2 separate regions of the Homo sapiens genome follow, and region 2 is linked to region 1. The links are chromatin loops, found by intact Hi-C in ENCODE. Cell type or tissue: PC-3. All regions are shown on one strand. Each heading gives the region's core, and the rest is flanking DNA. Links, peaks and the distances in the headings are about the cores only.

The links. Hi-C counts contacts between places; a loop is a spot of excess contacts. Peaks named below come from ENCODE experiments on the same cell type or tissue, not always from the same donor. Only the 100,000 strongest peaks of a DNase experiment are listed, where the experiment ranks them.
Region 2: it touches region 1 in a loop (5-fold over the local background); 2 of 110 quality-filtered maps call a loop at or near these places.

The regions. Positions count from the first base shown.
Region 1 is chr12:127,478,477-127,495,781 of GRCh38, forward strand. It overlaps LOC105370067 (a long non-coding RNA gene), which reads left to right and starts at 6,052. Exons shown (of 4, transcript XR_945528.4): 1 at 6,052-8,670; 2 at 13,688-13,802. In PC-3, for the core only: CTCF peaks have their summits at 7,192 and 7,391; DNase peaks (open chromatin) are centred at 7,315 and 8,745; H3K27ac peaks cover 2,106 bases.
Region 2 is chr12:127,682,506-127,696,831 of GRCh38, forward strand. No RefSeq gene overlaps it. Among named protein-coding and RNA genes, the nearest start is that of LINC02411, 53 kb to the left of the region's middle. In PC-3, for the core only: a CTCF peak has its summit at 7,862 (motif pointing left); no DNase peak of the experiment used is centred there; H3K27me3 peaks cover 597 bases.

The DNA.
Region 1 (17,305 bases), core at 6,251-8,750:
CTGGGAGGCAGAGGTTGCAGTGAGTCAAGGTCATTCCACTACACTTCAACCTGGGTGACACAGCAAGACCCTGCCTCTAAAAAAAGGATATATATTAAACGACAACAGCAATAGAAACTCCGTGGCAGCTCTACTAGTAGAAAAACTGAAATAATTATTTCATACAGTAATATTAAATTGATATGTATGTATGTATATATAGACATATATACATACAGACATCAATAATATTAAATTGATATGTATGTATGTATATATACACACATATATATACATACACACTCACACATATATATACCTTTGATGGAAAAACCATATAAATTAACATTATGTATTTATTATATTTTATATTACATCTAAAAATTTATATATATACATATATATACATATATATATATATCTCAAGGTACAAATTTGCTTAGAGTTCAACTTTCTTAGAAGAAAAAAAAGGCAAGTGAATGAACAAGGAAAGGGCAAGAAATCTCAGAGATGTCACCGTGCGTTCATTTGGAAAAGTTCACAGGTACACAGAGTTTCTCTTTCACAGGTTGAATATTCAAAATTAAAATGAGTACTTTATCACACGTCTTCCTAGTGGATATGCTTTTCTAGCATTAACTTTTTTTAAGATGATTCTAGTTCATGTCATCCTTCAGAAACCAAAATTAGGCATCTCCAAGAGCCAGATGCTTGTGTAATTAGAAAAGAGAGCTACCTTGACAGTGTGGGATGTGGAGACATCCCCTTTGCTCTGCAGGCGTGCAGGTGAGTCCAGCACCGTGGGCCTCCTGTCCTCTGGGTGGCTCTCTGGAAACTTCCCCCCACGCTGTGCGTCTTGTTCTGGAATAAGCTTTCTGTGAAGAATGCCTTGCCAGCCTCTTGGCTCCCTGGGGGGAGTTGCATGCCTCTCTCTTTCTCCTTGTGATTAATTTATCACAGAGAATGTGGTTTGCTGAAGAATCCAAATTAAAAGTGTCTCTCCTGGTGTCATTAATCACATCCTGAAAGTGCGTCAGTTCCCGGGGCTGGGGCTGTCTCATAATGCCTGCTGAATTTCAGATGCTACTTTGTCTTAGTCTCCTTGGCAAAATGCGATTTTATGGACTGTGTCTGGTGAAGGGTTTGGTCCCAAGTAGAATTTCTTTAGGAGTAGTCTGAAGGCCTGTTCAGACTACCCACTGAGGAGCTGTTGATTTATATATTAATACCAATTCTGGGGCCCTGTTCCAGAAAATCTGAATCAGAATCTTGGGGAAATTGAGTCCAGAAATCTGTACGATTGACCAGTGTGATGGTTAATACTGAGTGTCAACTTGATTGGATTGAAGGATGCAAAGTATTGATCCTGGATGTGTCTGTGAGGGTATTGCCAAACAGGGTTAACATTAGAGTCAGTCGCCTGGGAAAGGAAAACACACCCTCAATCTGGGTGGCCACCATTCAATCAGCTGCCAGCATGGCTAGAATATAAAACAGCCAGAAAAATGTGAAAAGGCTAGACTGGCCTGGCCTCCCAGCCTGTGCTGTATGCCTCCCACCCTCAAACATCGGACTCCAAGTTCTTCAGTTTTGGCACCCAGACTGGCTCTCCTTGCTCCTCGGCTTGCAAACAGCCTATTGTGGGACCCTGGGACTGTACAAGTTAATACTTAATAAATGTGCGTATATATATCACTTGCATTATATATATATATAAAAATATATGTTATATATATTTTATAAATATATATAATAATACATAATATATATAAATTTATGTATATTTATATATGTGATATATATCAATTTATATATATTTATATATAATATATATAAATTTATATATATATAATAAATATATATATAAATTATATATAATATATATTATATATATATATAAATTTATATATTTTATATATAATATATAAATTTATATATTTTTATATATAATATATATATTTATATATATTATATAATATATATTTATATATATTTTATATATACATAATATATAAAATATATATAAATTTATATAATATATATAAATTTATGTTTTTATATATATTTTATATATATAATAAATATATATATTATATATATTTTTATAAAATAATATATATAAAATATATATTATATAATATATAATAGGATATATAATAGGATATAATTATATATTATATATGATAATGAGCATAATTATATATTATATATGATAATATATCTTATATATGATAATATATAAGATATATTATATATGATAATATATAAGATATATTATATATGATAATATATAAGATATATTATATATGATAATATATAAGATATATTATATATGATAATATATCATATATATTATATATGATAATATATCATATATATTATATATGATAATATATCATATATATTATATATGATAATGATAATGAGGACAGAGGCCATTTCTCTTACTATCCCCTGTCTCCAAAGAGAAGGAGGAAGTAAAAGCTGAAAAACAACAGACTGATCGACACCGCTGGTCAGGCCTGTAGGTTAAAGATTAACCCCCACCCTAATAGCTTGTGCTACCTATAGATCACAGACTATGGTATGGAGAAGTACTTGCATTGCTTATCCCCACCGCTAATGTATGTGGACATAGTCATGTACCCCATGCATGCTCACTCTATCACAACCCTTTCACGTGGACCCCTCAGGGTTGTAAGCTTTTAAAAGGGCCAGGAATTCTTTCTTCAGGGAGCTCAGTTCTTGAGATGCAAGTCTGCCAACCTCCCGGCTGAATAAAGCCTCTTCCTTCTTTAACCTGGTGTCTGAGGGGTTTTGTCTGCAGCTCATCCTGTTACATTTCTTGGTTTCCTGACTGAGAAGTGAGGTGGTTGATGGACGGTCGAGGTAGCCCCTTAGGTGGCTTAAGCCTGCCCTGCAGAGCATCCCTGCGGAGGACTCTGGCTAGCTTGAGTGACGCAGATCCTAAGAGTGCTCCCGGGTAGCCATCTGCCCTGGTGGAATGCCTCGTCAGAGCGGTGCATGGCAGACCCTGCGAGGATCAACACAGTGGCTGAACACCAGGAAGGAACCAGTGTTTGGAGTCTGGACATCTGGAATATGGTAGGACCGGTCCTGGGAACTTGCCCCCTCCATTTGAGTGGAAGCATGGCCTGATCACCCACGGTGTGCCCTTATTGACACTTTGGTCTCAGTTTTGATTTTGATTTGGCTTGGCTTGTTTGAAGAAAGGAGAGTGAAAGTGAGTGAATACTTGTGATTGACACAAATCTCCTCTTGTGGCGTGAGTGTTCTTTTCTTTCTTTTCTTGTCTTGGGAAGGAGATGGGTAAAACACAGAGTAAGCCCACTCCATTAGGAACTATGTTAAAGAATTTCAAAAAAGGTTTTAATGGAGATTATGGGGTTACTATGACTCCAGGAAAACTTAGGACCTTGTGTGAGATAGATTGGCCAGCATTAGAAGTGGGTTGGCCGTCAGAAGGAAGCTTAGTCAGGTCCCTTGTTTCAAAGGTATGGCATAAGGTAACTGGTAAAGGACACCCAGACCAAGTTTCCATACATAGACACTTGGTTACAGCTGGTTTTAGACCCCTGACAGTGGTTAAGAGGACAGGCAGTAGTACTAGCGGCAAAGGGACAGACAGTCAAGGAAGACTCCCGCTCCACCCACCGAGAGGAGTTGGCTCTTAAAGTCCTGTCCGACCCAACATCAGAGGATTAATGGCAAGAAACAGCACCAGTGGCCCGCACTGTTACCAAGAAGGAAGGCCTCCCACTCCTGAGCCCACTGCGCCCAAGCTTCCACAAGGCCTACATACCCCTAGGCCACCCAGAGTAGAAAAGAAAGGATGTGAGACCTTGGGAGAAACCCTTCCCTTGGCAGCCTGTTTGAGGCCTAGAACTGGCATACAAATGCCCCTGAGAGAGCAATGGTATACTGGGGTAGACGAGGACGGGCATATGGTGGTGCCTTCGTGTATCAACCCTTCACCTCTGCCGATCTCTTCAACTGGAAAAACAATACCCCATCCCATCAACCCTTCACCTCTGCCGATCTCCTCAATTGGAAAAACAATACCCCATCCTATACCAAAAAGCCTCAAGCTATGATTGATTTGCTCCCAACTATTATCCAGACCCACAACCCTACTTGGGCTATTGCCACCAGTTGCTCACGTACCTCTCTTTAACATGGATGAAAGGTGAAGGGTTCTCCAAGCAGCAACTCAGTGGCTAGAGGAACATGTTCCAGCTGATTACCAAAACCCCCAAGAGTATGTGAGGATCCAATTACGAGGAACAGACCTCCAGTGGGACCCAAATGAAAGACAGGTTATGCAAAGGCTAAACCGGTACAGGGAATCCCTCCTGGAAGGGTTAAAGAGGGGATCTCAGAAGGCCACAAACATTAACAAGGTCTCTGAGGTCATTCAAGGGAAAGGTGAGAGCCCGGCACAATTCTATTAGAGACTATGTGAGGCCTATCTTATGTATACCTGCTTTGACCCTGAAAGCCCTGAAAATCAGCACATGATTAACATGGCTTTAGTTAGTCAAAGTGCAGAAGACCTTAGAAGAAAACTACAGAAACAGGCTGAGTTTGCAGGCATGAATACTTCATAGTTATTGGAGATAGCCAACCAGGTGTTTGTGAAAAGAGATGCAGTAAGCCACAGAACCGCAGCGAGAGTGAACGCTAAGTCCGGTGAAACGCCGAACTGCTAGCCGCAGCTATTAAAGGGGTGCCCCCGAAGGGCGAGAGAAGGGGGGGCCCGGGAAAAATACCAGTCTGGCCGTCCATGCTTGCAGAGTAACCAGTGTGCTTACTGTAAGGAAATAGGACATTGGAAGGCAAGTGCCCCCAGCTGAAAGGGAAACAGGGTGACTCTGAGCAGGAGGCCTCAGACAAGGATGAAGGGGCCTTGTTCAATCTGGCAGAAGGGTTACTGGACTGAGGGGGATCAGACTCATGTGCCCCAAAGAGCCCATGGTCAGGATGACAGTCGGGGGGCAAGGACATTGAGTTTCTTGTTGATACTGGTGCTGAACATTCAGTAGTAACCACCCCACTCACACCCTTATCCAAAAAGACTATTGATATAATCGGAGCCACAGGGGTTTTGGCAAAGCAAGCTTTCTGTTTGCCCTGGACCTGCACTGTAGCGGGGCATGAGGTAATTTACGAGTTCCTGTACATGCCTGAGTGCCCCTTGTCTTTACTGGAAGGGACCTACTTAGCAAGCTGAGAGCCACTATCTATTTTACAAAGCATGGCTCTTTACAGCTAAATTTACCTGGAACGGGAGTCATCATGGCCCTTATGGTTCCTCTGGAAGAGGAATGGAGACTCTTCTTAACTGAGCCAGGCCAATAGATAGGACCAGCCCTGGCTAAGTAGTGGCCAAAGGTGTGGGCGGAAGACAACCCTCTAGGGCTGGCTGTCAACCAGGCCCCAGTACTCATAGAAGTTAAGCCTGGGTCCCAGCCAGTCAGGCAAAAGCAGTACCCAGTTCCCAGAGAAGCCCTTGAAGGCGTCCAGGTCCATCTCAAGGGCCTGAGGGCCTTTGGAATTATAGTCCCTTGTCAGTCTCCATGGAACGCTCCCCTCCTACCTGTTCCCAAGCCAGGGACCAAGGACTACAGGCTGGTACAGGGTTTCTGCATGGTCAACCAAGCTACAGTGACTTTGCACCCAACAGTACCTAACCCGTACATGTTGTTGGGTTTGCTGCCAGCCGAAGACAGCCGGTCCACCTGCTTGGACTTGAAAGATGCTTTCTTTAGCATCAGACTAGCCCCTGAGAGCCAAAAACTGTTTGCCTTTCAGTGGGAGGATCCGGGGTCAGGTGTCACCACTCAGTACACTTGGACCTGACTCCGCCAAGGGTTCAAGAACTCCCTCACCATCTTTGGGGAGGCACTGGCTCAAGACCTCCAGAAGTTTCCCAGCAGAGACCTAGGCTGCGTGCTGCTCCAGTACATCGATGACCCCCTGCTGGGACACCCCACGGCATTCGGGTGTGCCAAGGGAACAGATACCCTGCTCTGGCACCTGGAGGACTGTGGGTATAAGGTGTCCAAGAAGAAAGCTCAGATCTGCAAACAGCAAGTATGTTACCTGGGATTTACTATCTGACAGGGAGAGTGCAGCCTGGGATCAGAAAGAAAGCAAGTCATTTGCAACCTGCTGGAGCCTAAGACCAGAAGGCAGGTGAAAGAATTCTTAGGAGCTGTAGGGTTCTGCAGGTTGTGGATCCCAAACTTTGCAGTATTGGCTAAGGGCCTATACGGAGTCACAAAGCGGGGAGACAAGGAACCTTTCAAATGGGGGTCCTGACAGCAGTGAGCTTTTCATGAGTTAAAAGAAAATCTCATGTTGGTCCCAGCCCTGCGGCTACCTGACCTGACGAAACCTTTTACACTGTATGTGTCAAAGAGAGAAAAAATGGTGTTTGGAGTTTTGACCCAGACTGTGGGGCCCTGGTCGAGGCCAGTGGCCTACCACTCCAAACAACTAGACGGGGTTTCTAAGCATTGGCCTGCATCTTTAAGGACCTTGGCAGCAACAACCCAGCTAGCACAAGAAGCGGATAAGCTAACTCTTGGGCAAAACCTAACTATAAAGGCCCCCCATGCTGTGGTGACTTTAATGAATACCAAAGGACATCAATGGCTAACGAATGCTAGACCAACTAGATACCAAAGCTTGCTCTGTGAGAATCCCCACATAACCATTGAAGTTTGCAACACCCTGAACCCTGCCACCTTGCTCCCGGTATCAGAGAGCCCAGTTGAACATAACTGTGTAGAGGTGATGGACTTAGTTTATTCTAGCAGGCCTGACATCCGAGACCATCCTTGGACATAAGTAGACTGGGAGCTGTACATGGACAGGAGCAGCTTCGTCAACCCATAAGGAGAGAGGTGTGTGGCATATGCAGCGGTAACCCTAGACACTGTCACTGAAGCCAAATCGTTACCCCAGGGCACTTCAGCCCAGAAGGCCGAACTCATTGCTTTAATTCAGGCCTTAGAGCTAAGTGAAGGTAAGACTGTAAACATTTACACTAACTCTCGGTATGCCTTTTTAACCCTCCAAATGCATGGGGCATTATACAAGGAAAAAGGCCTGTTGAACTCTGGGGGAAAAGACATAAAGTATCAGCAAGAGATCTTGCAATTATTAGAGGCAGTATGGGAGCCCCAAAGGGTGGCAGTCATGCACTGCAGAGGACACCAGTGAGCTTCCACCTCGATTGCCTTGGGGAACTCCCAAGCTGACTCAGAGGCTCGAAAGGCAGCATCCACCCCGTACTGGGTGTTAGTCACAGCCCCCCTGCTCCTTCAGTCACCTGACCTTGTGCCTACTTATTCTAAAGAAGAGAAGGACTTTCTCCAGGCAGAGGGAGGACAGGTTATAAAAGAGGGATGGATCCAGTTATTGGATGGAAGAATAGCTGTGTCACAGCTGCTAGGGGCTGCAATTGTACTGGCTTGCATAAGACCACCCACCTAGGCGAAGAGTCATTTGAAAAGTTGTTAGGCTGGTACTTCTACATCTCACATCTGTCAGCCCTTGCCAAAACAGTGGCGCAGCAGTGTGTCACCTGCTGGCAGCACAATGCTAGGCAAGGTCCAAAAGTCCTGCCCAGCATACAGGCTTGTGGAGCAGCCCCCTTTGAAGATCTCCAAGTAGACTTCACCAAGACGCCCAAATGTGGAGGTAACAAGTATTTGCTAGTTCTAGCGTGTACATACTCTGGGTGGGTGGAGGCCTATCCAACACGAACTGAGAAAGCTCATGAAGTAACCCATGTGCTTCTCTGTGATCTCATTCCTAGGTTTGGACTGCCCTTACCAATTGGCTCAGACAACGGGCCGGCATTTGTGGCTGACTTGGTACAGAAGACAGCAATGGTATAGGGGATCACATGGAAACTACATACCACCTATCGACCACAAAGTTCTGGAAAGGTGGACCGGATGAATCGGACTATCAAAAATAGTTTAGGGAAAGTGTGTCAAGAAACAGGATTAAAGTGGGTACAAGCTCTCCCTGTGGTATTGTTTAAGATTAGATGTACCCTTTCTAAAAGAACAGGATATTCCCCTTATGAAATATTATATCATAGCCCCCTCCCACACTACAGGGACTCCCAGGCACTCCGCAAGAGCTAGGTGAAATTGAGTTACAGTGATAGCTACAGGCTTTAGGGAAGATAACAACAAAAAATTTCAGCCTGGGTAAGTGAGAGGTGCCCCATCAGCTTACTCTCCCCAGTTCACCCTTTCTCCCCAGGTGATCGGGTGTGGATCAAGGATTCGAACGTAGCCCCCTTGCAGCCACGGTGGAAAGGACCCCAGACCGTCGTCTTGACCACTCCCACAGCCATAAAGGTAGAGGGAATCCCAGCCTGGATCCACCACAGCCACGTAAAACCTGCAGCACCTGAGACCTGGGAGGCGAGACCAAGCCCGTACAACGCCTGCAAAAAAGTAACTTTGAAGAAGACGACAAGCCCTGTTCCAGTCACACCCAGAAGCTAACTGGTCCACGCATGGCCAAAGCATGAGGAAACTCATCCTGGAACTCATTTTCCTTAAATTCTGGATTTGTACAGTAAGGACTTCAACTGACCTTCTTCAGACTGAGGACTGTTCCCAGTGTATGCATCAAGTTACTGAGGTAGGGCAAAAGGTTAAAACAGTCTTTCTGTTTTATAGTTATTATGAATACACAGGAACTCTAAAAGGAACTTGTTTATATAATGACACCCAGTATAAGGTATGCAGTCCAGAAGATGGACAACCTAGTATTCGTTATGATCCATCTGAACACCCCATGACCACAGTGTTTGAAATAAGGTTGAGGACTGGCAACTGGAGAAAAGCCAATAAGAGTAAAATAATAACTAGAACAGAAGAAAAGGGAGTCCCCAAACAAATTATCTTAAAAGTTGACACCTGTGCAGCAATCAACAGTAACCTGTATAGAAATAGAATAAGATGCGGCTCTCTAGATTGGGAAAGGAGCCATACAGTAGAAAATAAGTATGTTTGTCATGAATTAGGACTGTGTAATGATGAATGTAGTTACTGGTCCTGTGTCATTTAGGCCACCTGAAAAAAGGATGAGAAGGACCCTGTCTGCCTTCAAAAAGGAAAGAGTAACTCTTCCTGCACTAGTGGTCACTGTAATCCATTAGAACTAGTAATTACCAATCTCCTTGATCCCCGTTAGAAAACAGGAGAGTATGTAACTCTAGGAATAGATGGAACTGGACAGGATCCCTGAGTAAATATTTTAGTCCAAGGGGAGGTCCACAGGCGGTCTCCCAAACCAGTGTTTCAGACCTTTTATGAGGAGCTGAATCTGCCAGCACCAGAGCTTCCAAAAAAGGAAAAAAGAGACAAAGAACTTGTTTCTCCAGCTAGCAGAAAATGTAGTTCATTCCCTCAATGTTACTTCCTGTTATGTATGTCAGGGAACCACTACCGGAGACCAATGGCCTTGGGAAGCCTGAGAATTGGCACTTACTGATCCAGTTCCTGACACAATTCCAGTCCCAAAGGCCCAAACTAGCAACTTCTGGGTCTTGAAAACCTCGATTATTGGAGAATACTGCATAGGTAGAGAGGGGAAGGACTTCACCATCCCTGTGGGAAGGCTCAATTGCCTAGGACAAAAGCTATATAACAGCACGGCAGGGACAGTCACCTGGTGGGGTCTCAATTGCACTGAAAAGAGTCCATTCAGTAAATTTCTCAAGTTACAGACTGTTCGGGCCCATCCAGAATCTCATTGAGACTGGACGGCTCCCGCTGGACTATACTGGATATGTGGACATAGAGTCTACACCAAGTTACCTGACCAATGGGCAGGTATTTGTGTCATTGGCACCATTAAGCCATCTTTTTCCTACTGCCTGTAAAAAAAGGTGAGCTCCTAGGTTTCCCTGTGCATGCCTCCTGAGAAAAGAGGAGCATAGCTATAGGAAATTGGAAAGATGATGAGTGGCCCCCCAAAAGAATCATACAGTACTACAGGACTGTCACATGGGCACAAGACAGCTTGTGGGGATGCCAAACCCCCTTCTACATGCTCAACTGGATCATACGGTTACAGGCCATCTTAAAAATAATCACTAGTGAAACTGGCAGAGCTTTGACTCTTTTTTAGCCTGGCAGGAAACCCAAATGAGAAATGCCATCTATCAGAATAGATTGGCCTTAGACTGTTTGCTGGCAGCTGAAGGAGGAGTATGAAAAATTCAATTTGACCAATTGCTGTCAGCAAATAGATGATCAAAGACAAGTAGTCAAAAATATAGTTAGAGACATGACAAAGCTGTCACATGTGCCCATGCAGGTTTCACATGGGTTTGATCCTGGATCCCTGATTGGAAAATGATTTCCAGCTCTAGGAGGATTTAAAACTCTTATAATGGTAATAATAATAGTGTTAGGAACCTGCATGTTACTCCTCTGTATGTAACCCATATTTGTCCAGTTACTAAAAGGTTTTGTTACTACCTTAGTTCATCAAAAGACCTCAGCACAAGTGTATTACATGAATCACTATCGATCTGTCTCACAGGAAGATCTAGATAGTGAGGATGAGAGTGAGAACTCCCACTACTGAGTGAGGGTCTCAAAGGGGAGAATGAGGAGAGAGGCTATTTCTCCTACTGTCCCCTGTCTCCAAAGAGAAGGAGGAAGTAAAAGCTGAAAAACAACAGACTGATCGGTGCCACTGGCCAGGCCTGTAGGTTAAAGATTAACCCCCACCCTAATCGCTTGTGCTATCTATAGATCACAGACAATGGTATGGAGACATACTTGCATTGCTTATCCCCACCGCTAATACTAACATATGTGGACGTAGTCTCGTACCCCATGCTTGCTCAATCTATTACGACCCTGTCACCTGGACCCCTTAGGGTTGTGAGCCTTTAAAAGGGTCAGGAACTCTTCCTTCAGGGAGCTCCATTCTTGAGAAACAAGTCGCTGATACTCCTGGCTGAATAAAGCCTCTTCCTTCTTTAACCCAGTGTCTGAGGGGTTTTGTCTGTGGCTCGTCCTGCTACAATAATATATATATGTTATATCCTATTATATAATATATTTATATATTATATATTATATTATATATATTTTATATTATATAATATATTTATATATTTTATATTTATATATTATATTTATATATATATTTATATATTTTATATTTATATATTATATTTATATATATTTATATATTTATATATTATAATATATAATTATATATTATAATATATATTCATATATAATCTATTATATATGAATATATATTATAATATATAATTATATATTGTAAATATATAATATGTAATTCATGGTCTATTTCTTTAGTGCTCAGCAATAACATTCAGCACAATTTTACTCTCCTTATATGTTATATATAATATATAATTATATATAACATAGGATATAACATATATATTATTGTGTATATATATATATATAATATATATAATGCAAGCAATATATATAGGCACTTTTGTTAAGTATTAACTTGTACAGTCACAGGGTCCCACAATAGGCTGTCTGCAAGTTGAGGAGCAAGGAGAGCCAGTCTGAGTCCCAAAACTGAAGAACTTGGAGTCCAATGTTTGAGGGCAGAAAGCATCCAGCACAGGAGAAAGATGTAGGCTGGGAGGCTAGGAGATACATATATATGTGTATATATATGTATACACATTATACATATATATTATATATATAATATTATAATATACATATAATATATATTATATGTATAATATTATAATATAATATTATATATATATAAATTCTGTCCCTCTAGAGAACCTGACTAATACAACCAGCTTGCCAAATTATTCTGCTATGCTTGAAGGTGTGATGGCCTCTGGTAGGCAGCATTTTCGTGCCTTCCCTGCCCCAGTCTTGGTGGTTGTTAGTAGTCTCTTGCTGAGCCTTAACACTTAGAGTCCTTAGAGTGACTTACTCATGTGGTTTGCCTGGTACTGTCGTATTTTAGACTTGAAAATCCTGCATATGAAGAAACTCCTTAGTCCTCTGAAACCCGGTACAGTTTGTCACTCTAGCTGCAGACTCGCAAGGTGTCCAGAGAGCACTGCCATCTCCTAGATCATCATTAAAACAATATGTATTAAGTTCTTCTTGAGCCAGGCACATTTCTCAGCACCGGGGGGGACCTACGCACCAGAGATAAGAAAAAAGGAGAGTAAAATTGTGCTGAATGTTATTGCAGAGCACTGAAGAGAGAACTAGACCATGAACGGAGGACAGAAATGATGGAGAGTGGGGAGGAGCGGCCTCATGGAGAAAGCACCACTTGCCCAACGATCTGGAGGAGACGAGTGAATGAATCATGCCAGTATAGACAGGGTGGGTGGGGGTTCCAGGTAGATGAAAACACAATGCAGTTGGCAAGAGGCTGTACAGAAAATATTCCAAATAGGTTCTGAGAAAATGTGTCTAGTAGATGGTAATGTACTGTTCACTTAAAGGGTTAAGAGTAGGTTGTTCACTCGAGCAGTTCTCCACCTCATGACATTGATACTTGAGGACAAATAGATCTTTGCGCAGGGGCTGACCTGTGTATTGTAGTTTGTTTATCAGCACTCCCGGCCTCTACTCACTCGATGCCTGTTGCAGCCCCCCAGTTGTAACAATCAAAATTGTCTCCAGACATTGCTAAATGCCTGGGGCATGCCAAGTTGCCTCCAGTTGAGAACCAGTGACTTAAACCAATCAAATGCATGCTTAAGAGGGAAATCAAGTATTCTTTTCAACCCATACAGAAGTGATTGTAGAGAGATGTCTGGCAAGAAAAGTCCAGTCACACCAAGAAACATAAATGCTACAAGAATGACTCAAAAACAAATAAACAAACAAAACATCTAAGGCAATTCTACGGAAGCCATTCTACAGAAGTCTTTATGGGGGGAAAAAGGATTTAAAATAATTTACTTCAGCCAATAGAGAATGTGCTCTTCCTGAAGTTAAAGGACTTTTCTTCCAGAACTGAAGAGTCGCATCGGATTCATCAGCTCCAGAGGGAAGAGGTGGCTGTGATCCTGCTGGAGTCGGAGCAGCTCCAAAGGACACTCACAGAGAGAAGAAGGCTGAGACTGCGTGTATCGTCTCTGGATTATATACAGCATTTAGTTTTTAGAGCAATAAAAATATTAGCTATAATTTCCTGAGAACCTAAAATGTACCAATCCCTCTTCTAGGCACTTTCTGTACTTTATTTTTGTCTCATTACAAAAACTTTTTGGAGTTGACATTGTCATCATTCCCATTTAAATGCAAGGAAATTGAGATTCAGAGAAGTTAAGGTGTGTTGTAAAGATTAAATCAACCAATAAATGTGTGGTGCTTAGACTGGTACTTACCATGTAGGAGTTGCTCAGTGGACTTTTGTTAGGAAGCTCTTTTTCTCCTGCAAAGCAGGAACTTAGGGAAGGTGATCCATGCTCATGGCCTGTGGCAAGATCAATCTGAGACCCACTGGTCTAGAGAGAGCCTGTTCCTCTGCATATTCCCAAGTGCCACATGTACAACACTGGACACTCAGGGAACTCTTTAAATGTTGGGAATGAGTGGAAAGCCCTTTCACATTGCTTCTTTCAAGGTTCTAACTGGTGGTCTTCTTCCTCCCTTCTCTTCCCAAGGCAAACAAAGACTGGACTTACTCATTGAGTGCAAAACACACAACAAAGGCTGAAGGCACTTCAAGCACTCGTGGTCCAAAGATCGGGCAGAAAAATTCAGATGCATCCTCACAAAGTGAGTTGTTGGTTTTGTTTCTTTGCTTGCCACCAAGCTAAATAAAAGTGTTGTTGTCTTGGAATAAGAGGAGGGGATTATGCAGTGCAGACTCTCTGAGTCTCTGAGCCCCTCACTCTCTTATCACCATTGTCAGGGAGCTGGGAAGACTGTGGTTTGGCTGATGTCCTTCTCCTTATTCTCTGGGGAGACCCACCTCTCATTGACAGCCAACAGGATGCCCATATTTGGTTCCAAAACAGGGATGCCCACCTGGGTTCTGAGGCTCTGCTAAGCAGCCCCCTCCTCCATCATAGACAAGTTCAATGTTTCCAGGATACCCTGAAACCCAAAATTCAACAGTGTAGCTTTAGACATAAGGGATAATGGGATGTGAAGGGAAGAGACCCTTCAGGGATTCAAATAGTGTCATTGCACCTGACCACCAGGCTTCCCACTGAGCCTGCATAGAGATGCAGCCACAGTGACCTGCGTCTTTGACTTGAATCTGTATTAAAATATGGTGTCTGTTTTTGTAAACTTTTTACCGAATCCTGAAATATATGCAAAAAGTGAATTTATATTATAACATAGAGAAAAGTGCACATATGTGTACAGTGTGATGAATTTTCACAAACTGATACACTCAGAGCAAGAAATTGAATATTACTAGAACACCAGACTCATTCCTCATGACTATGTCTATTTATGACCCTCCCTCTTAGGGTAACATGGTACCGACTCCAACACCATGGCATAGCTCTGCTGGCTTTAGAGGTTACTTTGTTCTCGTCTGTGTCTGACTTCCTGTATTAGTCTGTTCTCACGCTGCTAATAAAGACATAACCAAGACTGAAAAATGTAGGAAGGGAAGAGGTTTAATTGACTCAGTTCAGCATGGCTGGGAGGCCTCAGGAAACTTATAATCATAGTGGAAGGGGAAGCAAACACGTCATTCTTCACATGGTGGTAGCAAGAAGTGCAGAGTGAAGCCAGGGAAGAGCCCCTTATAAAATCATCAGCTCTCGTGAGAACTCACTCACTATCACGAGAACAGCATGAGGGTAACCGCCCCCATGATTCAGTTACCTCCTACCGGGTTCTTTCTACCACACCTGGGGGAACTACAATTCAAGATGAGATTTTGGTGGGGACACAGCAAAAACTTATCACTTCCCTCTTGCAACAAGATGTTAGGAGTATCATCTGTGCTATTGTGCATAGCTGTAGGTTTGGCCATTCTTATTCCTAAACATATGCAATTATATGACTGTACCATATTGAATTTATTTGTTGTATTGTTTACAGGCATCTGGAGTCATTTCCTGTTTGGGCTATTATGGCAGTCCTGCTGCAAACATGCTTGTGGCTGTCTTTGGGTGAACACCTGCATGCATTTCTCTTGGATATAGTTTTGGGGTTTTTTGTTTTGTTTTGTTTTGTTTGTTTCAGATTTAGGAGTTTGAACTTCTGAGTCAGAGGGCATATTACTTTCTTATTGCTACTGTAACAAATTACTACATACTTTGTAACTTAAAATAACACAAATGTATTACCTTACAGTTCTGGAGGCCAGAACTTCAGCTTTACAGGGTGAAAAACAAAGTTCAGTGGGGGCTGCTTCCTTTTGGTACTAAGGGACTGTGTTTCCTTGTCATTTCCAGCTTCTAGCGATGTCCACATTCCTTGGCTCCTGGCCCCTTCCTCCACCATCAAAGTGCATTGTTCTCATCTCTTTTGTCATCACCTCCCCTTATTCTGACTTAGGTCCTCCTGCTTCCCTTTTACAAGGACGCTTGTTATGACATTGAGCTCAATAAGATAATCTAGGATCATCTGCCATCTCAAGGTCCTTAGCTAGTCACTTTTGCAGAGACCTTGTACCCTGGAAGATGACATACTCCCAGGCTTCGGGTACAATGTGAACATCATTGGAGGGCCAGTATTCTATCTGTCACATGGGATAAACCTCAATTCAACTTTAGTAGACGTTTTGGTGAATGTACCAATTAACCTCCCAATGACAATATTTGTGATTTCTCTCAGATCTTTGCCAGCACTCAATATTTTCTGCTTTTTTAGTTTCTTTTCTGCCATTCTAATGGATATGTGTCTGATTTTTGTACTATTGAATGGTGAGTGATGAAATAATGCTGCATTTTATTAAAAATAACTTGATGTTGAGACTTGCTGGAATGGATTAATAATAAGAAGAAAACATAGAAAAGTTATTTTTCAAAAAATCCAAAAGTGGGTCAGTGCTGCGGTAGCTGATGAATGACTCTCCCACATAGACGTGGGCTCCTTGGTACACACGAAGGTCTGTCCGCGCTGCGCTCTTTCCAAATGATGTTCCTGTCTGAGCATCACTCTTTGGGAGGAATTTATCCTTGGAATTCTAGATGCAACCAGCCACTAGGAAAGAGGGTGTGATTTCTGGAGTGTCCCTCTTTCCTGGAAAATTTGCCCAGCCAAAGTGTCAGAATTCCATATGTTCCAAGTCGCTACGGCAGCCAATTTTTCTTCCTGAGATTCATCTGTCTTTTGCCTTGGAGTTTCCTGGGGCAGGGAGGGGTGACTGTTCTCTAGGAAAGCATAAGAAGCAGAAATGTTGTTGTGAAGATGGAAGGAAAGAGCAGTTGTGCTTGAGCTTTTAGACCTAAGTAAAGTGCTAGGGTATATGTTGAGGGGTGGATGTTAAAGGTCGGGATGGAGAACATGAGCCAGTAAAGTTTCAGGAGAGAAAACCAAGATGCCCCAGGAAGGCAAGCCCCTGCGTGGCTACTGGGATGCACTTTTATTTGGGATCTAGAAAGAATAAAGAGGCAGGTGCAGAATTGAGACTTGAGCAGCAGATAGCTGGAAGGCATATTTGGCATCATGTAGACAACAACCCTGCCAACACCTAGAAATCATCCTGGGCTGTCCCCCACCTCTACTCAAATGCAATAACCTCCCTCAGGTGACACACCCCGGAAGTGCACGTGGACGATCTGATGGTTCTCCAGACACATCCACAGCACTGGGGCGGGTCCTCAGGCTGCCCGTGGAATCCCCGCAGTAACCAGACGCCTCTGTCATAACCCAGGGGCCATATTTTTAGAATCAGGTACTAAGTGCCATGTGCACAGACTTTGAGTTCTGGCAGTTTCACTTCTTTATGGCACGTGGACGATGGGTGGCAGCTGCTGCCCCAGGTGCCCTGCCGTGTCATCCAATCATCTCCGTCTCCTTGTGGGGCTCCACTTCTGGGATACCTGCACCCAACTCTGCAAGGCCATCAGCAGAAGTGTCAGTGGCTAGCACAGCAGGTGGATCTAGAACCAGCTCTCAGCTCTGTGCCCGCCACGCCATTTGTTAAATACTTTGAAAACCATCCTTAGGCAGAAACATTCTGCCTTTGCAAGCTCCAAAGAACATTTCACCCACCTCAGTGCTCTCTGTGTGGATTTGAAAAATACAGCCAGAAGGGCAGCTTGTAGGGAGGCATCGCCACCTGCCTTCAGTGGACTCTGTCTGCAAGT
Region 2 (14,326 bases), core at 6,834-9,333, 200 kb after region 1:
TTATGTGGACTGAAATGAGCCGGTCACACACCGTGTTTCCATTTATAGAAAATGACCAGGATAGGCAAATCTATAGATAAATAAAGTAGATTAGTAATTCCCCAGGACTGGTGAGATTGGGGAAAAAATGAAAAGCAACTGCTACTGGGTACAAACATTTTGGGGGAGGATAACAAAAATGTTCTAAAATTGACTGAGATGACAGTTGCACAGCTCCCTTAATACAGTAAAATAATTTGACCGGCACACTTTTTTTTTTTCTGAGACAGAGTCTCACTCTGTTGTCCAGGCTGGAATGCAGTGGGGCAGTCTTGGCTCACTGCAACCTGTGCCTCCTGGGTTCAAGTGATTCTCGTACCTCAGCCTCCCTGAGTAGCTGGGATTACAGGCACGTGCCACCACGCCTGGCTATTTTTTGTATTTTTAGTAGAGATGGAGTTTCACCATGTTGGCCAGGCTGGTCTCGAACTCCTGACCTCTGGTGATCCTCCCAAAGTGCTGTGATTACAGACATGAGCCACTGAGTCTGGCCCTATACACCTTAAGTGGGAGCGTTCTATGGCATTGAATTATGTATCTCAACAAGGCTATTTTTAAAACCGGGCAAATGTGGTGATGAATTTCAGGGCAGAGCAGCTGAAGCCTGTTGGTGACACTCCCTGCACAGTCTGAAGTATGTTTCTATGGCTATCAGAATTAGGTCCCTGGGTGTGGCTGTATGATCGTTTACATTTGTTACTGCGTGTTTTAAGGTCAAAAGTGCTCTACTAACCAGTGGTATTGGCAAATATTCTCATATTCCAAAGCAAATTGCTAGATTATCCATCTGCACACTAGAAAACAAGAGTATACAAAAGTTTGGAAGTTGAAGAGTTCAGGAAGTGGATGTGAAAGAGAGAAGCCCATTTGAGAGAGTTAACATCAAAGAGAGTCCCTCTTTCTTTTGACCTAGAAAGAAGAGTATTTGTCTCTCACCTTAAGCCAAGTGGGAGATAAAATTCTAGAACTTTGCCCTGGAAGTTGTGGGAGCACCAAACTTAGGACCAAAAACACTCCTCAAAATGCCTACAGGAGAGATGCTGCGTCTGGAGTCTCCTGCTTGGCATTGGAGCAATGATAGGGTCCCTGTGGAGAAGTCGCTGCATCCTCACAAAGGTGCTGGCAGGCATCAGGATGTCAGCCTGCAGGTGATGAGACCCCAACAAGCAGAAGCAGAACCAAGTACCCTGGGGCTGGGAGGAGTGGTCTGGAGAACACTGCCTTCACTGAGAAATGTCTTGTCTTAGGACAGCAGGGAATTTTCTCAATGTTGGCAAAAAGTAGATGTTCAATAAATGTTTGCAGTGGTAAATTTATCTTCTCATGTTGTTTCATTCAGGAAAGCAGACAGCACAGGCATTTCAAACAGAAGGAATTTAATTCAGGGAAATTTCCACAGAGGTGATTGAAAAGCCACTCAGATAGTAACAACTGACACGAGTGGCTTTCACCCTCAGCTAGAGAGACAAAGGGACATGGTGATGTTATTAAAGGCGGGAGCCTGGGTCTTAGATTTAAATCTTGAACCATAGCAAACCCATGCAGAGGGAGATGGATCCACACGGGAGACTCAGCTGCCACCAGGCAGCAAGTAAACGAGAGTAAAACCCTGGCTTCCCCTTCCCGTCACTGTCTGCCACTGGGCATCACAGACTACAACCCTCAGCTGTCGGGGGACCCGTCTCCCAGAAACATGAGTTCTCCGGCCTCATCTAGAGCAGGATCCTAGAAAAGTTAGACCCACTGATTTGGAATTTTTGCAATATTTCTGCACTTGAGAAATTTTACATAATGTCAAGAATTTTTGCCATGGAGCAGGTTCCCTTTTTGTTTTAGTTTAGGTGTGCTTGTTTTAGTGTTAGGATCTCTGCCAAGCAGATAATCAAAACTCTCACGTTAGTGACGGTGTTCAAATTTGACATTGTGTCTTTAATCTATTTACTATCAGAAATGGTTTGAGGCACTGCTGTCTGAGAATTAGGAAAATTTAAAAAGTAAATAGAACATTGCTTTCACAGTGTTCCCCACACAGAACTAGAGGGGGGAATCTTATTATTGCATTCACTACAGGAAAACTGGCTCAGGCCAAAAATGAACTCCAGCAAAGGCTCTAAATTTTTCCAGGCCATTTCCCCATCTTTGGACCAACTCTTTAGAGAGTGACATGATCCTAGTTTGGAATTTTCTGTGGAAAGGAAACATTTTCTGTAACGCACAATAGGGCTGTATTGAGTTAAATGGGTGTGTTCTGGACTGGCTAACAAGCCTGCAGTTCTTAAAGTCAGTATTTTAAAACTATAACAACAATTATTTAGGAGAAAGAGAAAGTAATCTACGGGGGAAGAGTGGTCAGAGGTAATCATTGTTCTCTTTCACTTTTATTGTTCTGAGCAATTCAGCTCTAGCCCCTAATTTGCACATCAACTGTAAAAAAAGCGAAAAGAAGGACTACAACAACAGTAACAATAACAACAACAGACCATGTGGTTAATCAGAAATATTCTCTTAGAAAATATGATTGGATATTTTTTCTTTATTTTATTTTTATTTTTATTTTTTTTTGGAATAGGGTCTCACTCTGCCACCCAGGCTGGAGTGCAGTGGTGCAGTCTTGGCTCACTGCAGCCTCAGTATCCCCAGTTCAAGCAATTCTCCCACCTCAGCCTCCTGGGCAGATGGGTTTACAGGCACATGCCACCACAACCGGCTAATTTTTGTGTTTTTTGTACAGACAGGATTTCGCCACGTTGCCCATGCTGGGGATATTTTTTCTTACTCTATACAGCTCTCTCACTGAGAGGGATTCAGTAAAGATCCCGCTCTCTACCCGTTGACATTTCCAATGCCCATTAAAGGTTGGCATCCAGCAATGCCTAATTTGATGATTTCTTAATATGATCTCAATCTAATGGACTGGAAAATGTAGGTCACTGATGGAATTGACACAAAAGTGGATGTTAAAAGGTAGAACTTGAGGATGGGAGAGAGTCTCAGATAAAAGGGAACAGAGGTAGCTCTAAGGTAGAGTGCTTGAGAAAATGGCTAGATGACATTTCAGACAGGAGGCTGGGGAAGATATTGCATCATTGCATTGGCCCCGTTTTAAATGTCAGTGAAATCCAAAGAGGAAGCATCCATCTGGGACTGGAGCACAAGTGCTCAAGCGAAGCCCAGAAAGCCCATGGAAAGCCTCTGCTCCCATCACATCTGCTAAGGATGTACCAGCCAAAACAGGATACATGGACAGGCCTGAATTCTATGGGGCTACCCTTGTTCCCATACCACAATCCTAATTACTACAGAGAAATCATACATCTTCATAATTGGTAGAAAGTCACCATTTTTTTGTTTTCATTAAAATAATTGTCTCAGTTGTTCTGCGCTTGGCGAGGTAAACCCCGGGGCTTAGACTTGGTTCCAGGATCACGCTATTTTAAGCTAATTTTTATTGAGTGTTAGGATCCCTGCCAAGCACATGATGGTCTCCTCACCAGAGATCATATCACGTGATTGGGAGTACGTCCCAACCCTGCACCTCGCCAGTGGGGAAATGCCAAATCTATAAAAACGAGTGTAATAATAGGATCGATCACATCTGTTGCTTCCAAGAATAAGATAATGCATGTAAAAGTGCACAGCCCATCGCTCACAGTAGATGTGTCATAAGTGATAGCTGGTTTTGTTGTTATGTATAAAATTCTGGTAACCTTAGTAGCACCCCATAGGAATGTTAATTAGGATTAAGTTAGATGGCTAATGCAAGCTAAATTCCTTCACTAACTCCCTTGCTTTCTCTCCTTTTTTTTCTTCTGCTTCTCTTACATTGCATACCCATATCATATAAGCGAGAGGGAATGTGGAAAGAAAAAGTATTAAAGATGAATTTATACTTCTCTTGGAGTAAAAAAGGTAAATGTATTTTTGGATAGCAATGATCTTCCCAAAATGTTACTTAGTCAAACTCTTGGGACTAATATTATGAAAAGTATTGGGAGTGAGCAGAATGTTTTCCATGGGAGTTTAGAACAATTTAATGTGTTCCATTATTCTGGTAGAGAAGGAAAACACAAATAAAAAGAGAATTACTCTTCAGGAAAAACAAAAATGAAGGCTGTGCCTTCTCTGCACTAATCTTTTCAGATTTTTCTTTCTAGTAAACTTTTAGAATATTTTCTTGATTTAGCATTTGCTAGTAAATATGACGGCTAGTTCAAATCAACATTACTAAACAGTTGAAAAAATTAAAATGCCACAGATAGGAACATATGTAATTTTTTTCTCATTCCTCTATGTAATTTATACTTCATTTTATAGCTTCAAAAATCCCTGCAAGCATTGCATAAGAAGAAAGCGTTAATTAAGAAGAAAGATGGATTGATTGGAACAATATGTTTGGCTTATTTTATAAGAAAAATAAAAAAGATCTACAAATTGGTTATATAGTGTTGCATGTCATAAAAACCTTGCCAATATTTCTGTATATACCAAAACATAAAACAGGAAGATAGAATGGAGAATGCTTGGAAAATAAATATTTTAAAGTTGCTATGCAAATGTCTTACATTTATGCATACATTTGGATAACTTTAGCTGCTTATAACATGTGAATATGTAAATGAGAATATGCATGTTTATAATACTGTGGGAGAAGATCACCCTACCCAAAGAATGAATGCAATTGATGTGAAACTAATTTGGAAAACTTAAATCTCAACCTGAACTCCGTATGCCTTCTCTAGTATCAATGCATTTACTTCCCCGTACTGATATTAGAAATTGGATTGATTGCCACATTGTTAACCATGACCAAATGTGATAGTAGTTTCTCACACCATGTACATACTTTGGTGATGAACTTGCTGTACTGCCAGTCATTTGACAGCATGTGACTTGGTGATTTCTAGAATTTGCTTTGATTTTTTTGTACCTAATAGAGAATGTATTTTAAAATAGATTTTGGATTAAAAAGAACTTCTGTTGCTGGTCAGCATGACATAAAAGGGTCTGAATTTGCCTTCCTGGCTGACACAACAAATAGGAAAACATATTAGAAACAAGAGTTTCTGACCTCAGGCCTCAGGCAGTGCAGGGCAACTGGTCACTGAGAGAGGAGAAATAAATGAGGTGAGCCCTACAATTGCTTCAGCTTACTACCAAGAGAAAACTCCCAGGCTGCCAAGTAAAGAGGAAGGTACTGGCAGAGCCTAGATATCTCCAGTTGCAGAGGCAGAGATGGAATTCCAGGAAGATAAGAGTGGCTGAAGTTCCTAGGTGAGAGTAGCTGGAAAGAGAATTGCTGCAGTTCAATAACCATATACTAAACAAACAATCTCTACCCATACACCTCCTCATACATGAAAGGCAACTCAAAATGGATCAAAGACCTATAAGGTTTCTAGAAGAAAATTAGGATAAAATTGTATGAAGTGAAGTCAAAGTTTTATTTACTATAACATCTGAAGCATGATTCATAACAGATTCTGAAAATAATACATTTGATTGAATAAAAATGAAGACCTGCTGATCAAAAGACAAGGATGGTTGGAAATGTTTGTGAATGATGCATTTTTTTTTTTTGATAAAAGGCTTGGATCCAGAATATGTAAAATGTTTCCACAAATAATATAACATTAATCTAATAAAAAGAGAAAAGGATGAAATATAAGAGTTTGTAGGCCGGGCGCGGTGGCTCAAGCCTGTAATGCCAGTACTTTGGGAGGCCGAGGTGGGCGGATCACGAGGTCAAGAGATCAAGACCATCCTGGCTAACACGGTGAAACCCCGTCTCTACTAAAAATACAAAAAAAATTAGCCAGGGGTGGTGGCGGGTGCCTGTAGTCCCAGCTACTCGGGAGGCTGAGGCAGGAAAATGGCGTGAACCCGGGAGGCAGAGCTTGCAGTGAGCCGAGATCGCACCACTGCACTCCAGCCTGGGTGACAGAGCAAGACTCTGTCTCAAAAAAAAAAAAAAAAAAAAGCAAAAAAAAGTTTATAAAGATGCTAAACATCATTATTCACCATGGAAATGCAAATCAAAACCACGATGGGACACCACTACCCTCCTATTAAAATACGCCAAATTAGAAAGATTGATCATGCCAGATATTGGTGAGGATGCAGAGGGCCTGGAACTCTCACACATTGCTTGTGGGAATGTAAAAATGTACGTGATTTGGAATACGTTGGATACATTTTGGCAGTTTCTTAAACTTAACTATACACCTACCCTATGACTCAGTAGTCACACTCAAGGTGTTTACTCAAAAGAAATGAAAGGGTATCTCCTTACAAGTTGTACGTGAATGTTCACAACAGATTTATTTGCATTAGCCAAAAGAGTAGAGACAGCCCACATGTCCATCAATATGTGAACAGAAAAACACTTTGCTGTTTATCTGTACAAGGCAACGCTGTCCAGCAGTGAAAAGGAATGAGTTATTGGTACACCCAACAGCATAAATGATGAACATCCAAATAAATACACTGAGTGAAAAAAAAAGGCAGACAAAAGGACTACACACCATGTGTTTCCATTTGCACAAAATCACGGAAAATTTAAACTAATCTATAGTGACAGAAAGTCAATCCAGGGTTGCCTAGAGCAGGAGTGACGAAATACAAAAAGCCATGAAGAAAACTTTTGGGAAAGCTATTATTGTTCATTATCTTGATTGTGGTAATAATTCCAGCGGTATAAACATATTTCAAAACTTATCAAATTGCATACTTTAAATATATGCAATTTATTATATGTCAATTATAAGGCAATAATGCTCTATTAAAAAGATAATTTTGAAGGATGAAAAAGCATCATGTAGATGAGAGAAAATAAATTACTCTGTGTAAAAGCGCCTGTAACTAAGTAACTGAATTGCTTATCTATCATGCAAAAGTGACCTCAAAAATGTAAAATTATAAGTATTGTTTTCCTTAGGCAATTTTCATAGTAACCTATAAGATCCAAATCTTTGATAGTCTGTATGTTACTTATAAGAAAACGAAGTAAGAATTAATCATGTAAGTTTTAGCTTAGGGTTGAGCTGACAAGTTTAATTTCCCAATTTATTTGCTGGAAACATGATTTGCATATATGAATACATGTGCAGTTGCATTTTTAATATTGTCTTCAGTGTTATTTATACAGAGATAATAAGAGATATGTTATTCACTTCTTCAAAATTCACCCTTTACCCCACAGGTGGTCGCATCTCTGGGATCTGGTGATATTGGTAGTATTAAGCATCCCATATTAGATTCGGGGTGATGAGAATTTTATGATAGAAGGAAAGACTCGTTATTAGCTTTATATGACTTCCATTATTGTTAGCACCAGTAAAGATGTTTAATCACTATTGCCTTATAATGGTGTTATAAATTCAGGCTAGTCAAACACATAGTAAGTACATCCTTGCTTACCTATCCTAAACCTGCAGCGGACATGATTAATCAATCCCGTCTCTTTTTGAGGCAAGGCTTTGGTCTTTGAATTCCTCTCACCACATTACCCAAGACAAATACCATGTACAGGGAGACAGCGCATGGAAGCTAAGCGTAATTTGCTATCCTAGCTCTAGAGAATTCTGTACAAACTGACTGTTCTGGTTGTGTGCAACTTGGCGTGGAATGTGTAATATCTACCCAATAATTAAGAGGCTTATTAAGAATAACAATGGTAATGCTTTTCCTTTTATATAAATTGCTTTTTTTAGTACAAATGTAATACATGCTCATTAGAGAGAAATTTGGAAGGCACCAAAAATCACAGAGAAATATCATTATTGCACCTAATCCCACCGCCAAGATAGAAACGCTAGTGCCATCTTGCGGTCATTTTTTTTTTAGCTATTTTAGACTTTAATGTAAATGGTAATAATATACAAATGAGTGAGTGCACACTGAATAGTGCCCAATTCTTGCAAAATCAGTGGTGACTTAGAATGCTACTTGCAAATGATTCAAACGATAAAACCTGTCTCTTGTAATTTTGTTCCTGTCTATAAAGAAGGAACCAAATACTAGGACAACACACCTGCTGCGCAGGCAGGAGACACTGGCCTGGTTGGTGGTAGATTGGGCCTCGGGGCTCATATTCACTTTTAGTGGTGGTCGAGATAAGAGTTACATGAAAAGTATGGTATGAAGAAAAGGCTTGGTTATGCCATGGGTGAGGGATTGTCACAACAACCCAATGCAATGGAAAATTAAAAAGTATAATTATTAAAAAATAAGTGTTTAAAAAGGACATCCGGGCTGGGCACGGTGGCTCATGCCTGTAATCCCAGCACTTTGGGATGCTGAGGCAGGCAGATCACCTGAGGTCAGGAGTTCAAGACCAGCCTGGCCAACATGGTGAAACCCTGTCTCTACTAAAAATACAAACAATTAGCTGGGTGTGGTGGCACACGCCTGTAATCCTAGCTACTTGGGAGTCTGAGGCAGGAGAATTGCTTGAATCCGGGAGGCAGAGGTTGCAGTGAGCTGAGATCTTGTCATTGCACTCCAGCCCGGGCAACAACAATGAAACTCCATCTCAGAAAAAAAAAAAAAAAAAAAAAAAACCCTCCGTAATCTGTGGTGGTAGATGATGATTTCCATCCATTACACCAATCACCTTGCATCAACTCTTCAGTACTAAGTAGCTATTCTTCTAGACATCTAATTTCTTGAGGTCAGAGACCACCTTATTCATCATCATGTTTAGAAAACTGTGGTGTTGTGTTTGTCAAGATGGGCTAGGTCACACTGTGTTAACAACCCCCGAATCTCAGTGCCGTAAGGTGGGGCTTGGCAAACTATGGCCCAAGAGCCAAATCAAATCCACAAACTGCTATTGTAAATAAAGTTTTGTTGGAACACAGCCATTCCCATTTGTTTCCAGATTGTGTATGACTGATACCACTCTCCAAGAGCAGAGGTGAGTAGCTTCGGGAAGAGTCTAAAATTCTTACTATCTGGGTCTGTAGAAAAAAACAAGTTTGCCAATCTCTTGCTTAAAGCAACAAAGAACTATTTTGCAGTCGTACTAAAGATGCACAGTCGGTTGGTCTTGGAGGTGAGGCCCTGCAGATTGTATTCACTCGGGGACTCAGTCTGATGGATGACAACCTTGGCACACGCTTCCGTGATCACACTGCAGGAATGAGCGTGGAGGGTGAAATGCCAGCAATCAAATTATTCCAGCTGTGGATAATTTCCGCTCACACATTATTAACTACTCAGAGAAAATTCCCCTGCCTAACTTGAAGAAAGCCAGCAAGTGCAGCCCCTCCCCGTGTGTTCAGAGGAAGTGGACACCTGTATATCAGGGCAACATATCTGCCACAGAACTAAGTAACATTGTCCTTGAATAAGCAAATAAACAAAAAAAAATCATAACCAGTTTATGCAATTCATTTGCTTTTAATTTCAAATACATTCATTAACCATCCTCTGTGAAACATCATGCTAGATACTAGTACATCCACCTGCCTTCATGTAACTTACATTCTAGTAGGGGAAACTAAACGTTAAATTCTCCATCTTAACGTAGACAACATTTCTCCATTTCACATTAATCTCTGTACCTTTCTGGTTTAAAAAAAAAAATCGTGGGTTGTAATATCTCCTAATTACTAACTAGGGCAGTATACTGCTAGTATTATTATTGCTATTCAGAGGGAGAAATTTTGGATACTTTTCCAAAGTCATCCCTGACGATCAGCAAATTTATTTCTAATGCCATCAGAGTCTGTACTTCTCAATCAAATCTGAATCTGGGGAGCATTTTTTAGTGTTGTTTTTAACCTAGGATCTGATTTATAATTACCTGGCACTTCAAAAATACAAATTTATTTGTGGATAATTGATTAACAGGCGCTGTCAGAGAAAAGCCTCTGATTTAAGCATCTCACACAGATTGAAAGAAACACCCAGCCAATAGGTAATCTTGTTTAGTTGAAAGAATGACAGGAAGGGAATTTTCCTGGACTCCCATCTCCAAAATTTATTTTTTAGCTAAAAAGTGCTAGCTCCTGCTGTGAGTGGACAAAAATGAGGGTGAGAAACATGAAATATAAATTAGTTCTGACTATAGCAAAATGCAAAACACTCAATGACTGAGAAATGTTTTTATACACCTACAATGGTGATGCCCCAAAAGGCTCACTGTCCCTTCTCCCGCTGGGACCGCATATTAATTCCAGAGGAAAAACCTCAGGTATTGTTTTTCATCCCGTAAACAAATAACATCAGTCTGTTGGTGGGGACACAAGCTGGAGTTGCATCATAGAAGGTTGACGATCTGATGAAACATGAACATCAGGGCCAAAGACAAATGCTCAGAAAAAACGTTCAGTTAGAGATCAAATGTTTCAACTTCATAATGCTTTTCCTTCCTTGACAATGAAGGAAATGCAGGTCTGCAGGCATCAAGAGGAAACTGTTACAGCTGAGGTTTCATTGCATGAGCAACAATTATTGGCTGTAAAACCCACACATTATAGTGGAAGGAAAACGTCTCTCTACTAAAATAACCTTAGTCCAACTTTGAGTATTGGCACAAATGTTCTTTTGGTTTCAGTGATTTTTCTCTATTTCTTTTTCTCTTTTCTACTTTATTGACTTCTATTTTTTATTACTTTTTTTTTTTTCTGTTTCTGATGGACTTGATGTGCTTTCTTTTTCTTTTTCTGATGTTTTAACGTAAACAGTCAGGTCATTGATTTTAATACTGTTATTGTAGTATGTGTTTATTGGTAATTTTTTTCTCTAACTATAATTGTGGGTGTGTCTATTTCTACTTTATGCACCACCAGTGTTTGCTGCATATATTTAGAAGCTCTTTTATTGGTACATAATCATTTGGTATTATTGTATCATTCAATCGATGGCTCATTTTTCATAAGGAAATGACCCTAATTCACACCAATAGTGCTTTTTCTGAAACCTACTTATCTGATATTAATAAAGCCTCTTCAGCTTTTTAAAATTAGTATTTCCAGGGTGAATATTTTCCTATATTTTTCTTTTAATCTAACTTGTGTCTTTATATTTACACTGGGTTTATCATTGTGTTTTTTGGGGGTTTTTTGTTTTTGTTTTTTGATTTAAGTTTCTTGTAGAAAGCATATAGTTTGCTTGTTTATATCCAATTTCACAATTTATGTCTTTTTTATTGTGATCTTTTGACCACTTATATTTTATCAGTTACTGCTATGGTTAGGTTTAAATCAAACATCTTGTTATTAATTTTTTTTATGTATCTTCTATTATTTTTATTCCCTTTTAACATCTTTTGCCTTTATTTACACTTTAACTGTTATTTACTTCCACTTTAAATTCCATATTCTCCTATTAGCTTCCCGATTTTTAGATGGGTGATTTAAGATTTATAGTCTATAATTTGAATTCATTGCAGCCTACTATGAAGTCATAATGTACTACTCCATGTATGGTACAGGAAACTAATAGGAATAGTTTTCCAATGTTTCCTGCCCAACTTTTATACTCTTGCTGTCACACATTTTATTTCTGTGTTTTAAGCCTAAATCTCACAATAATTGTTTTTCTTCCTTAAACGGTCTTTTATCTTTTAAAGATATTTAAGAAATAGTAATCATTTTATAATTCTCCCACGCATTTATTATTTCTTATATTCTTTAATCCTTTCTGTAGACTAGAGTTCCAGTTGCTTTTATTTTCTGCTGTCTGATTAACTTTTTTATATTCCTTTCAGTGGTATGGTGGTTTTAAATCTCTCAACTTTTACCTAACTGAAAACATCTTCATTTCTCCTTCATTTTTGAAAAATATTTCTGTGGGATTTAGAATTTTAGGATGACATACTTTTGTGCATTAATCTAAAGTCGCTTCACCACCCTCTTACTGGCACTGGTTCTGCTGAGAATTGTGCTGTCATTGTTAATTTTGTCTTTCTGTACATAATGATTCTTTTTTTTTTTTTAAGACAGTCTTGCTCTGTCACCCAGCTGGAGTGCAGTGGTGCAACTGTCTCTCACTGCACCTCCACCTCCCGGGTTCAAGAGTTTGTCCTGCCTCAGCCTCCTGAGTAGCTGGGATTATGGGACCCCGCCACCACGCCTGGCTAATTTTTATATTTTTAGTTGAGATGGGGTTTTGCCATGTTGGCCACGCATCCTTTTAAAAGATGTTTTCTTTAACTTTTATTTTCAACAAATTAATTATGATACAACTTTGCATAGTTTTGTTCATGTTCATTGTAACTGAGGATCCTTGAGTTCCTTAGAACTGCAGATGTATAGATTTTATTTTTTAAAAAAATCTTATTCGAACATCTCCCCTCCATTTTTTCTGTGACTTCAGTTAAATATACATCAGGCTGATTGATACTGTCTCACAGCTCACTGATGGTTTGCTCATTTCCTCCTGGCTTTTATCGTTGTGTTACATTTTGGATAATTTTCAGTTGCTGTATCTTCAAGTTCACTGTTTTTTCTGACAGTGCTATTAATCCTAGAGTATACACACATATATGATTTTCCATTTCTAGAGGTTTAATTCGGGCCTTTGTTTCCACATCTCCACTTACACCCACACTTTTCAATATCATTTTGACCATATAAAATATGCATATAATGTAATAATATAATATATTAATAATAAAATATAAATTAATATATACTATGTTATATATTAGTAACAATACATTGTATATTAATATATACTATATTGTATATTAACAATATGCATTATGTATTTACATGTAATATATACTACTAATAAAATATATTATTTATATAATATATTAATAATAAAATCATTATTATACATATATACATAATAACTATTTCTATCATATATATACATATATGACATATATATGTATGACAGCTATTTTATTATTATGGTTTAATTATATTATCTGTGTCATTCCAGTGTCTGTTTCTATTGATTGAAATAAAATATTTTCCTCCTTACGAACTACATTTTCCCATTTATTTGTATAGTAATGAAGATGAGCATGGTTATCAGCTGACCATGAATATTTGAGTGACCTCAGCCCACACCACATGAAGCACAGACAAACTGTTCCAACTGAGCTATGCCCAGAACCCTAACCTATAGTATTGAAATCAAGTCGATTTTTGTCATTTGAAGTAACTAAGGGTTGGGTTGGTTAGCAAAACTAAGCGATATTCCTGGTAAATATTCATAAAGTCATGAATGAATAGCTCAGAACATCTCAGAACTTTGAAAAAAATTTTAGTGACATATCCATATAATATTTGTATTTGTTTGTATACATATACAGTGTGGATTTTTACATATTTATCTCTCAGTGTTCCAGTTAAGGAAATGCAATTCTTCTCGTTAAGACTGAAATATACTCTTCCGATTATATATAAATAGTGCCTTATTAAAATTATAAATATAGACGTTTCTAGCTGAAAGAAACCTAAGATATCTTCCACTCCAGAATGCTGAATTTAGAGATGGGAAACTTGAGGGTCAGAAAGTAGTGAAATAATTTGCCTGAAGTCATGCAGTCACTTTGTTTCAAGGTCAGGATTCAAAGCAGGAGACCAGAGCAAGGAGGCTGTTCCTGTGGGGAGGGGACTCTTCTCTAATGGGTCCAGGAAGGCTATGCCTACCGATGCTATAGTGAGAAACAGAATGAACACAATCTGTTTTGGGGAATGGTATTGCTGGTGAAGTCAGTGTTATGTTTGTGTGTAGGCACAATGGCTTAGACAGACCCTTGGGAGAAATCCAAGGGGAAAAAAAAGCAAAACAAGAACGATGGTTATGCTCATGGTGTGAGGGTGGGATTAATGGTGATTGCATAGGTTGTGATGGTGGTAGTGATGGTGGAGGTGATGCTGCTGCTGGAGATGGTGGTGGTGGTGTTAGCGATAGTGGAGGTGCTTGATGACGGTGGTGGTGATTATAGTAAAGGTGCTGATGTGGATGGAGGTGATGGTGTAGGTGATGATGTTGCTGGTGGTGCTAGTGGAAGTGATGATGGTGGTGGTGTTAGCAATAGGGGAGGGGCTGATGCGGGTGGTGGTGATTATAGTAAAGGGTGCTGATGTGATGGAAGGTAATGGTGTAGGTAATGATGTTGCTGGTGGTGCTAGTGGAAGTGAATGATGTTGGTGGAGGTGATGGTGATGGGGTTGGTAGTGATAGTGAAAGAATTGACAGTAGAGGTGATAGTGGAGGTGATAATGGTGGTGTAAGTGATAATGGTGGTGGTGGTGTAGTGGAGATGATGATAGTGGAAGTGATGGTGGTGGAGAGGATGGTGGTGGTGTTCATACTGGAGGTG